Linked DNA regions of Homo sapiens: region 2 is linked to region 1. Evidence: read pairs that join two places in POLR2A ChIA-PET (ENCODE). Cell type or tissue: IMR-90. All regions are shown on one strand. Each heading gives the region's core, and the rest is flanking DNA. Links, peaks and the distances in the headings are about the cores only.

Evidence for each region. Peaks named below come from ENCODE experiments on the same cell type or tissue, not always from the same donor. Only the 100,000 strongest peaks of a DNase experiment are listed, where the experiment ranks them.
Region 2: POLR2A ChIA-PET joins it to region 1 with 13 read pairs; 12 of 35 experiments call an interaction of 5 or more read pairs at or near these places.

What each region holds. Positions count from the first base shown.
Region 1 is chr15:60,399,666-60,405,044 of GRCh38, forward strand. It overlaps the pseudogene RPS10P22. Among named protein-coding and RNA genes, the nearest start is that of ANXA2, 4.4 kb to the left of the region's middle. In IMR-90, for the core only: no CTCF peak of the experiment used is centred there; DNase peaks (open chromatin) are centred at 486, 2,876 and 3,236; H3K27ac peaks cover 1,076 bases.
Region 2 is chr15:60,340,696-60,346,074 of GRCh38, forward strand. No RefSeq gene overlaps it. Among named protein-coding and RNA genes, the nearest start is that of ANXA2, 55 kb to the right of the region's middle. In IMR-90, for the core only: no CTCF peak of the experiment used is centred there; no DNase peak of the experiment used is centred there.

The sequences.
Region 1 (5,379 bases), core at 312-5,311:
GCTTTCTGTTACCCAGCGCTTTCACGAGGAATTATACGCGATGGGCCCTACCACAGAGCCAAATAGAAAATCAAGCAACACTTTGGGTACAATTGCTGATTTACATTTATAGCTCTTCAATTTAGCCTGAAAGCTTCAAAGTCAGAAACAATGTTTATCTGCTTACTTTGTGTGAACATTTTGGAAGGTTAGGGGAACACAGGCAGACAGTAATATTGGGCACGATTCAGCCTCCCTTCTGTGTATCTCAAGATAGGTTCCACAGTCTCTTACTCCTAATCGTGCTGTGATAGGCCCTTTACAGAAGATAAAATTTAATTCAAATCATGTGGAATATATAAAAGCCATCAAATGTCCAAAAGAGTTTTGTGCTCATCTTGGGCATGCCACAAATTCTAACTTCTATAGATTTGTACAATCACCAGTCTTTGCATCATGCTAAAGAAATGTGCACTGATGTTATCATAAAAATGAAGCTATTAGAAGTCATAGTTTGCTATTTCTGAGGAATGTGAGGCCAGTTCTTCCAGTATAAAAGATCTTTTATTAGTCAGAAGACTCTATTTTCCCCCCTGGTTGAGGAGAATGTTTACATCAGCCCTCAGATTGTCTGCTGTTGTCCATATTGCTCTCTAAGTGCTTGACTTTGTTTTGTTCACACTTCATCTGCTGCACTCAACACCTACTAGCGCCTAGCTAGCAATGATAGGCACTCACTAAATGTGATAGAATGATAAAATACAATTATTCACTGAATAATAGAATGTTAAAGCAGGGAGGGACCCTAGAGATTAAATTGCCCTATCCTTGATTTTTACTATTATTATTCTTATATCTTTTAGTTGAGATCTCACACTGTCACCCAGGCTGGAACGCATGGCATGATTAGGGCTCACCGCAGCCTTGACTGCGGAGGCTCAAGAAATCCTCTCCTCTCAGCCTCTTGAGTAGCTGGGACCACAGGCCCACGCCACCAAGCCTGGCTAATTTTTCTATTATTTGTAGAGACGACAAAGTCTTGCTATGCTGCTCAGGCTGGTCCCGAACTTCTGGGCTCAAGTGATCTGCCTACCTTAGCCTCCCAAAGTTCTAGGATTACAGGCGTGAATTACTATACCCGGCTCTTGATTTTTACATATGAAGAAATTGGAGTCCAAATAAAATCTCCTGCCCAGTCCAGGGATTAAATAATGCACCCAAGGCCCTCGTATCAGTTACCTTTGCAGTATAACAAATTATCCCCATAAACTTAGTGGTTAAACATAACCATTTACTTGCTTGTAATTCTGCAATTTAAGCAGGACACCCAGTGGGGACAGCTTGGTGCTCCTCCACAGCATGTTGGGTTGGGTAGCTTAGTTGGGGTTGGAAGATTGAAAGCAGCTTCATTCGTCTGGCGCCTGAGCTGGGATTGCTAGAATGACAAAGAGCAGGCTGGGCCTTTCTCTTCCTTGGTCTTACATCCTCCAGGTTCTCCTCTTTTGCTACACCACGGTAGTCATGGCAGCCAGCCTTCTAGAAGCAAAAGCTGAAGCTGCCAGGCCTCTTGGCTCACAGGCTGTGCAAAAACAAGCAATAGGCTGGATTTGCCCTATGGGCTGTAGTTTGCTGATCCTTGTTTTAATCCATTGCCCTACTCAAGTTTTTGGTTTTGCCCTCTGATATCTAGGCTCCTCCCTTTAAGATGTATTTCCTTTTCTTAAGAATGGCCCAGGCCAGGCATGGTGGCTCACGCCTGTAATCCCAGCACTTTGGGAGGCTGAGGAGGGCAGGTCATGAGGTCAGGAGATCAAGACCAGCCTGACCAACATGGTGAAACCTCATTTCTACTAAAAATACAAAAAATTAAGCTGGGCGTGGTGGCGGGCGCCTGTAGTCCCAGCTACTCGGGAGGCTGAGCAGCAGGAGAATGGCTTGAACCCAGGAGGGGGAGGTTGCAGTGAGCTGAGATCGCACCACTGCACTCCAGCATGGGTGACAGAGCGAGACTCCGTCTCAAGAAAAAAAAAAAAAAAAAGAATGGCCCATATTTGTAGCTGAGCAGTTCTCTCAGTCTGCTTCATTCATGCCAGGAGAAACTGAAAGGTCTAGAAACTTCTTTTCATTTTGCACTTTTTCTGGTTTAAGCTGGCAGTTGTTTCATTAATACAAGTATCTTAAAAACCATGTAGATTTTCCATATCTTATTAAGGTTCACACCATGCTCCAAGATTTATATACAATTTTCTCAAAAACTTTATTTATATAAATCTTGCTGAGGTTTAATTCCATGTTCCAAGATTCACATTCATTTTTTTTTTTTTAAATAGATCTCTCTCTACTTTACATGTCAGGCTGCAGTGGGACAATGCACTTAAGATTCTTAGAAGCCCTGAGATCGTCTTCGAAGTACCACATTAAATCTTTCTTGGAGTCTTTAAAAAGAAGTTTTTGCCGGGCGTGGTGGCTCACACCTGTAATCCCAGCACTTCGGAAGGCCAAGGCGGGTGGATCACAAGGTCAAGAGATTCAGACCATCCTGGCCAACATGGTGAAACCCTGTCTCTACTAAAAATACAAAAATTAGCTGGGCTTGGTAGCGCGTGCCTGTAATCTCAGCTACTCAGAAGGCTGAGGGAGGAGAATCGCTTGAACCTGGGAGGCGGAGGTTGCAGTGAGCCAGGATTATGCCACTGCATTCCAGCCTGGCAACAGAGTGAGACTCCGTCTCAAAAAAAAAAAAAAAGATTAAAAAATGTATAAAGAATGTCTGGTATATTGTAGGTGATGAAAAAAGCCATAGTTATTTCATTGGCTTTTTTAGTCTTTGCAGCAGCTGGCCTTGCTGAACGCATAGTAAGACCTCAATAAATCCTTGTTGAATTCACGTGTCATGACCCAAACCACACAGAGTACTCTTGGTATGGACAAACCACAATGTCTATTTTGTTTGGAGGCATTTCCAGGGAAAAATCTGCAGTGACTTCAATGTCTCTTTCTCAGCTGTAACAGACATTTTTGACCTCAGTTCATTCTCTGAGACAGCCAGAATTCTCTTTCTGAGACATAATTCTGATTATATGACCCCTCTCCAGAAACTCTTCCCAGCAGGGCTCTGACCTACCTGGGCAGCCTCATTCCCCCACATCTTCACTCTTCACCGCTCCATGTGCCACTGCTGGACAGGCCAGGCTCATTCATGCTTTGTACCTTCCTCCATCCTGTTTTCCTGCTGGAATGCCCTTTCCTGCTTTCCTCAGTGGTGAACTTTGCCTCATCCATCAAGCCTCAGAGTAAATATTATTTTCTACTGCAGAGCAAAGGCTTTCCCAAGCCCTTCAGGCAGATTTGACTACTTCTCTTGGCATTTTAAAAATATACCTCTCCTCTTGCAATTGTCACCTCGCATTGTTATTTTTTAATTTGTTGGTCTCAGCAACTAGGCAGGAGCTTCTTGGGGACAGGCATTTGGATGTTTCCTCTTTGCATTGACATTATCTTACCCAGTACCTGTTACTATCAGATTTTTCTCCATAAACGCATTACCTTGCCTTTGTTCATACTTAAACTCACCTGGCAAAAATTAAAATGTATAGTATTCAGTGTGGTGAAAATGGGCAAAATGGGAATTCTCAGACATTATCGGTGGGAGGGCAATTTGTCAGTATCTATCAATACTTAAAATACTCATGCCCTTTGATGCAGTGATGTTGCTTCAAGAAAGCTATCTTGAAGAGAGAGCTCTACGTGACCATAACAATATATGTATAAGGACATTTATATCAGCATTTTAAGATTGAAACACCCTAGGTGGCCATCAATGAGGCTAAATTAAATTAATTTTAGAGTATGTGTTCAGTGGAATGAAGCTGCTGAAAGGAATGGAGTAGATCAACATGTTCTGACATGGACAGATTTCCAAAATATAGTGCTAAATGAAAGAACAAGCAGAATGTAAGTGCAAAACTGTGTCTTGCTGGATTGCTAAGTTACGATATGATGTATAAAACATTATGAAAACTGATTTGGCTACAGATGCCCACTCTGTCAAGATCATTCCTATATTAACCCACTGGAATATTGGGATGCTTCCTGAGGTGTAAGCATCTTATTCTTAACTCAGCACATTTTACTGCATTTATACATTGGCATGTCAGAGAATGAATATTTCAAACCCTATCAGCCTATTGTTTCTTCCAACAGCATTTTTCCATCTAATTTTGTAGAAAATACAAATATTTAGCTGCTAAGTGTCTGTTATCAATAGAAAAAAAACCCTAATTCTGCAATACAATACGTATTTCTTAGCCATAGAGCCTATTCAAAATAGGACAGTATTTTTCATGAAATAAAATATTTTGAGTGAACATGAAAACACACAAAAACATAGCTGCATTTTGAATGTTTTTATCTTCATTAAGTGTCTATTGAAAGTATTTTGGGTGTTTTGAATTTTTTTTAACTTTGAATTAGTCTTCAAAGTTAAAAAATGGAATTAGTCTTCAAAGTTAAAAAATTCAAAACACCCAAAATACATTCAGTAGACCCTTAATAAAGATAAAAGCATTCAAAATGCAGCTATGTTTTTGTGTGTTTTCATATTCACTCAAAATATTTTATTTCATGAAAAATACTGTCCTAACTGCTTGGGAGACTGAGGCAGGAGAATCGCTTGAACCCGGGAGGCGGAGGTTGCGGTGAGCCGAGATTGCGCCACTGCACTCCAGCCTGGGCAACAAGAGCGAAAAACTCCGTCTCAAAAAAAAAAAAAAGTCTCCTTTTTTTCCAGCCCCGGCCCCAGACGCTACAGCCGCCGAAATGTTGATGCCTAAGAAGAACCGGATTGCCATTTATGAACTCCTTTTTAAGGAGGGAGCCATGGTGGCCAAGAAGGATGTCTACACGCCTAAGCAGCCAGAGTTGGCAGACAAGAATGTGCCCAACCTTCATGTCATGAAGGCCATGCAGTCTCTCAAGTCCCGAGGCTACATGAAGGAACAGTTTGCCTGGAGACATTTCTACTGGTACCTTACCAATGAGGGTATCCACCATCTCCGTGATTACCTTCATCTGCCCCCGGAGATTGTGCCTGCCACCCTATGCCACAGCCGTCCAGAGACTGGCAGGCCTCGGCCTAAAGGTCTGGAGGGTGAGTGACCTGCAAGACTCACAAGAGGGGAAGCCAACAGGGATACCTACAGATGGAATGCTGTGCTCCCTGGTGCTGACAAGAAAGCCGATGCTGGGAGTGGGTCAGCAACCGAATTCCAGTTTAGAGGCAGATTTGGTCGTGGACATGGTCAGCCATCTCAGTAAAATTGGAGAGGATTATTTTGCATTGAATAAACTTACAGCCAAAAAAAAAAAAGTCAAACAGAATAATATGACTAAATTGATTCT
Region 2 (5,379 bases), core at 207-5,206, 59 kb before region 1:
TTCCAAGTAGCTGGGAGATGAGGTCAGCTCCCGGGGCATAGCAGTCTCAGCCCCAACATGACCGGGGTTATGAGAGGGGGAAAAAGCATGAGCCCCAGGCACAGCTCACCCCTTCCCCGAGGGGTAAGGAGGCCAACAGAGTCTCGGGAGCAGCAGGAGGCGCAGCTGAGTCAACATTCCATGCCCAGGCCGGGATGAAATGAGGGAGGGCCAGGACTGAATTTCTATGTGGAGTTCTGGAGGCCTTGGCCAAAGGAAGAAATAAACAACACACAGGCTAGGAAGAAGGCTAACATACCTTACCTTACTCTGTGTCTGTCACTATGAGAAGCCAGGTGTCAATTACATGGAAACCTCATATTACAACAGAAATGGCTGCCCCCCCTCCCACGCTAGTGCACACCTGTAGTCCCAGCGACTCAGGAGGCTGAGTGGGGAGGATCATTTGGGACCAGGAGTTTGAGGCTGCAGTGCACTGTGATCATGCCTGTGAATAGCCACTGCACTCCCTCCTGGGCAATACAGCAAGACTGTGTCTCTAAGGAAGAAGAAAAACAGAACTGGCAATTATGTCACTAAAGAGCTGAAAAGTTTTGATTCTACTACCTCTTTCTTTGCTTCATCTATGCTCTGAAATCATTTTCTGTGATTTCTTTGTTTTCACAGCAGTTCAAAATACAATATCTGGGTGCAAACTTCATTTTCCTTTCCTCGTTTTATGACTCTGATGGGAACCTGTGTTCCCTACTGATACATAAAATTGCATTAACTTAGGCTCTTCAAAGCACAAAGTTAGCTCTAAATTATGGGGCCCTGAGGTGTCTGAAATACTTACTATGATTTGTCTGGGAAACATATTGTAGGTATAAAAAGTCAAAAAGAAAACAAAGTCAGGGGGTACCCATAAAAAGATTCCCTTCCAGCTTCCCATCGTGGGATGTGGGCTGTTCTGGTAATGCGAGAAGAAATGGTGTCAAATCAGACTGAGATTGGAAAATAGGCTTTGACATTGAGCAGGACCTCATTCCCCATTCCCAGGCCCAGTCAAGAAGACTTTTCCAGGGGTACCCAATACTGCTGTGGTCAGTTTTTGATCTCCTGCAAACACTCGACTTCCCAATCAGCGGTCAGACACTCCAGGTGATATATGGGGGCTGGGCACCATTTCCCATCACCTGGGAACTTCCTCTTTCCATCTCTGGAAACCCAGCTCTCCCAGGGAAAGGCTGTTTGCTTCTCTCTTTCACCCCACAGCCCACTCCTTTGAGATAATCCAGGTATATATCCTGGATTGAACTAGACATTGAAAAACCAAAAGCCACCTTAACTCTCCCATGGGGCGAGGAAGGCCTGACTGTGGCTGCCTAAACACCAACTCCTCTTTGAGAAGGGGGAGGAAAAACTGCCTCTTGTTCTTTCTGATGAGCTTTCTGTCAAGGAAACAAGAGCTGATTCCCAAATGGGTCATCTTGCCAATTATATTAATAGCAATCCGTTCCAACTGGGGTTTCAGGTGATTTCCGTTTTCTTCTTCACACTTTTCTGTGTTTTCCAACTTTCTGCAATGATTATATAATCCTCTTTTAAGAAAACCATACCAAAAAAACAACAACCAAAAAATCCAGCTTTATGGATTGCCTCCTCATGCCTGTAATCCCAGCACTTTGGGAGGCCGAGGTGGGTGGATCACTTGAACTCTGGAGTTCGACACCAGTCTGGGCAACATGGCAAAACTCCATCTCCACGAAGAAATACAAAAATTATCTAGGTGTGGTGGTATGCACCTGTAGTCCCAGCAACTCAGGGGACTGAGGCAGGGACAGCTTGAGCCTAGGAGGTCAAGGCTGCAGTGAGCCATGTCCACACCACTGCACTCCAGCCTGGGTGACAAAGCAAGGATTTGTCAAAAAAAAAAAAAAAAAAAAGAACAAAACAAAAAAGGATTGCCGCCCCTAGAAACTTTCCAGGTGGTTCTCTTGGATGCAATCAGCTACTCTCAACCCCCAAGTGCCTGTGCTTTTCCCAATCACAGCCCTTGTCATTCTGCTTGGCTGGCTTTGCCTTGCTCTTACTCTCTCTTATCTCCATATCCCTAGTGCTTTGTTCAGGGACCAGCACATAGGAGGTGTGTCTATTGAATAAATGAAGTCAATGAATGAATACATGGATGACTGAGGACCAATATTACCTGCAGAACTATAGACTTTAACAAATCTTCATAGTCATATATCAGCTCATGTCTATTCAGACAAAGGCAATTCATTGAGACCAAGATGGTTCTCCAAAACCCAAGACTCCATGGTAAAATTTGAAATCTGGCGATCTCGGAGTAACAAAGGCTTGTTTCAAACATTTCTCTGTTCCTAATCCAAACTCCTTGTTATTTCTTGGATTAATTAATCTTTAGACATTTACTTGAAAGCATAATTGCCTTGGGCTATACATTAGTTCATTCTCACATTGCTATAAAGATACTACCCGAGACTGGGTAATTTATAAAGAAAAGAGATTTAATTGACTCACTGTTCTACATGGCTGGGTAGGCCTCAGGAAGCTACAATCACGGCAGAAGGTGAAGGGGAAGCATGGACCCTCTTCACATGGCAGTAGGAGAGAGACGTGCAAGCAGGGGAAATGCCAGACAGTTGTAAAACCATCAGATCTCATGAGAACTCAGTCACAGGAAGAGCATGGGGGAAACCCACCCCTGTGATCCAATCACCTCCTTCCCTCCACACGTGGCGATTACAATTGGAGATGAGATCTGGCTGAGGACACAGAGCCAAGCTGTATCAGGCTGTAATGGATTACAGCTGAGAAAGTTCCAATTTGTCCTCACCAACTGTTTAAAAACATCAGCCACCCTCACAGCCAGGTTCCAGTGGCATTACATGTTTTTTCTGGTTTGTTTCTTATTAGTAGAGACCTGGTGGTTCAACTACAGGTCAGCAAGGGGGTCAGGGGTGTGTTGGAGGAGGGCCACGATCATCCCTAAATATTTAGCTCATTTCCTTCACTGATTTTAGGGGCACAAGAAAGTCCTCTTGTACCCCAACCATTCATTTCCTAACTCTTCTCATGCCTGTACTAGGAGGACAAAACTTCCATTCCAAGATAGAAGATAGGGTGGGTCCTGCAGACTCATCCCAGGGAAAAGGACATGGGCTAACAGCCATACCAAGGAGTAGCTGGGAGATGCCCTTCCCAGAGCAGTAAGGAGGCCACCAGAGTCCTGGGAGCAGCAGGAGGCACAGCTGTCCTACAGACCCTGTAAGGAGACCAGGAAGACTTAAGTCTACCTTTGACTCCCTCCCAATTTTGCCCAGAGCTTGCCTAGCTTTTGCACCGAATGCAGGCTATTTAAAGCTGGAATTGTTGAGTTTGGATTTCTGTCAGGGATTTCTATCTGGTTCCCTCTCCTCTAACATTCTACTGCGAGGAACAAGACCGAGAGGCCTGATTAGGGACACAGAGCTGGGAACAGCACAAATGCAAAAGAGGACTGGCAAAGTGTTTTTGTTTCAGGGGAAAGTGTTTTTGTTTCAGGAAACCTGCTGACATAGGGAATGCTTCTGTTTTTCTGCAGAAATGCTGCCTTCAGTGGACAAAATTCAGCCACAATCAAGCTAATTGAGTGCACAAATGTAATATTTTTCCAGGGCACCTCCAATTTAATGCTTGATGAAATTGTGTCTTTCGCATATATTTACAAAAGCTTTTCTTCATCCAGAAATGTCTGTTAAAATTGCTTATAGATGCTGAGATAGCAAATCACTCTTCTAATGTAATGAGGTAAGTCATCTCTATAAACTTTGCTTGCTCAAATGTACTCGCGTAAAAGAAATCGGGCTACAAGCTTTTCTCAATAAATAGAATGAACAACTAGAACTTGATGGCTGTAGCATGTTCTGCCTCACTGCTAAGGGATGTTTAAAATTGCTCGCACTCTCTCTCCTCGCTCTTGCAGCAGAGTTTTCATTTTGGTAGTTGATGGAAAAAGGAGGTCAAATAAACCGATGTGGATAAGAAGCCAAAGCCGTTTGTCAAAACACAGGGAGAGGACTGGAGACGGGAGTCATTTAAAAACTAAAAATTGATTTAAAAGATTTCTGTCCTCAAATCATTTGTCTTGCTAAATGTAGCCATTTTGTGAGCCTGGTTTTCCCTGCTGTAGCTATATTTACTAATAGTTTATACCATGGGAACTTCACATACTGGGGAAGATTCATATATACAGCCATTTGTGCATAGCCCAGTAAAACTGGTCTGAAGATCAAGTCCATGGAGAAGTCAAGACCTTTCGGGGTTCACCCATTTGTTTCTCAATAAGATTTGCCTTCTAACTTTTTTAACTGGAAGGGCAACTCTGTAGCAAAAGGCGGAAAAGACCATCTCACACACACCTAGGTCACAATACAGGGCTGTCATGTATGGCTGCACAGGTTGTGCACTGCACAACACCAAGGGAGGTATCATTCACATAGACTACAACAGGATGAGTGTTCTCTGGGGTTGTGCAACATGATGGCTCTGCCCAGCCCCACCAAGGCAGGGAGAAAAAAATCATGTTCTTGATCACAGTGTTACAGTACAATAAGTTTTCATAGCTACATTGCATCAATTACCTTTTATTCCTCAAAGAATAAAATCAAAGTTCTTGTTACCAACTCACAGCCTGCCAGGTACCCTTTTCCTTCTCTTTGCAAAGTAAAATTTCTGGGGAGAATAAGTCAAACCTCCAGATGGTTCTCTTTATTCATGAAACAGTTTGGACAGCTTGACTGAAGAGGACAGGCTGAAATCCAGAAGAAAATGGGACCAAAATTCAAGTGCCCTGGCTGTGAGTTTTGGAAAACACTGGACTGCCATTGCTTTGTATAGAGGAAAAACAGTAGACAGTGTTTGAAACAGTTCTCCAAGCGCCTTTCCTATGTTGGCCTGCCCTTTCAACTTTCCCACATACCTGTTGGCCACACCAGTGGCCAGACTGTCCTGGGCACAGTGGGAGCGTAAGTTTCCCCATATTCACCCCATGGCCTTGTCTGCTCCACACCACTGCTCCCTTTGCAGCCTGAAACACACGTATGATTGAGAGGTAACAATGCCTAAATGTTCACTGATCTGAAACACTGCTCCTGACAGTCTCTGCCCAGCCCTATCAATTCTGAGTTCAGTATAATTTGGGGTTAATGAGAAAGGTCCTGCTTCTTAGGCAGTTCCTTGAACTCTGCCCAAGCACACAGAACAGTATATTCTGTGATTTGGGGCATCCATTTTAATATGTATAGGCAGGACACATTTGATAAAATACCTGATTTTTGCATAACCTGCTTTTTAAGGACTATCTCAGGGGCCTTTCACATACGTTATGGGCCACTA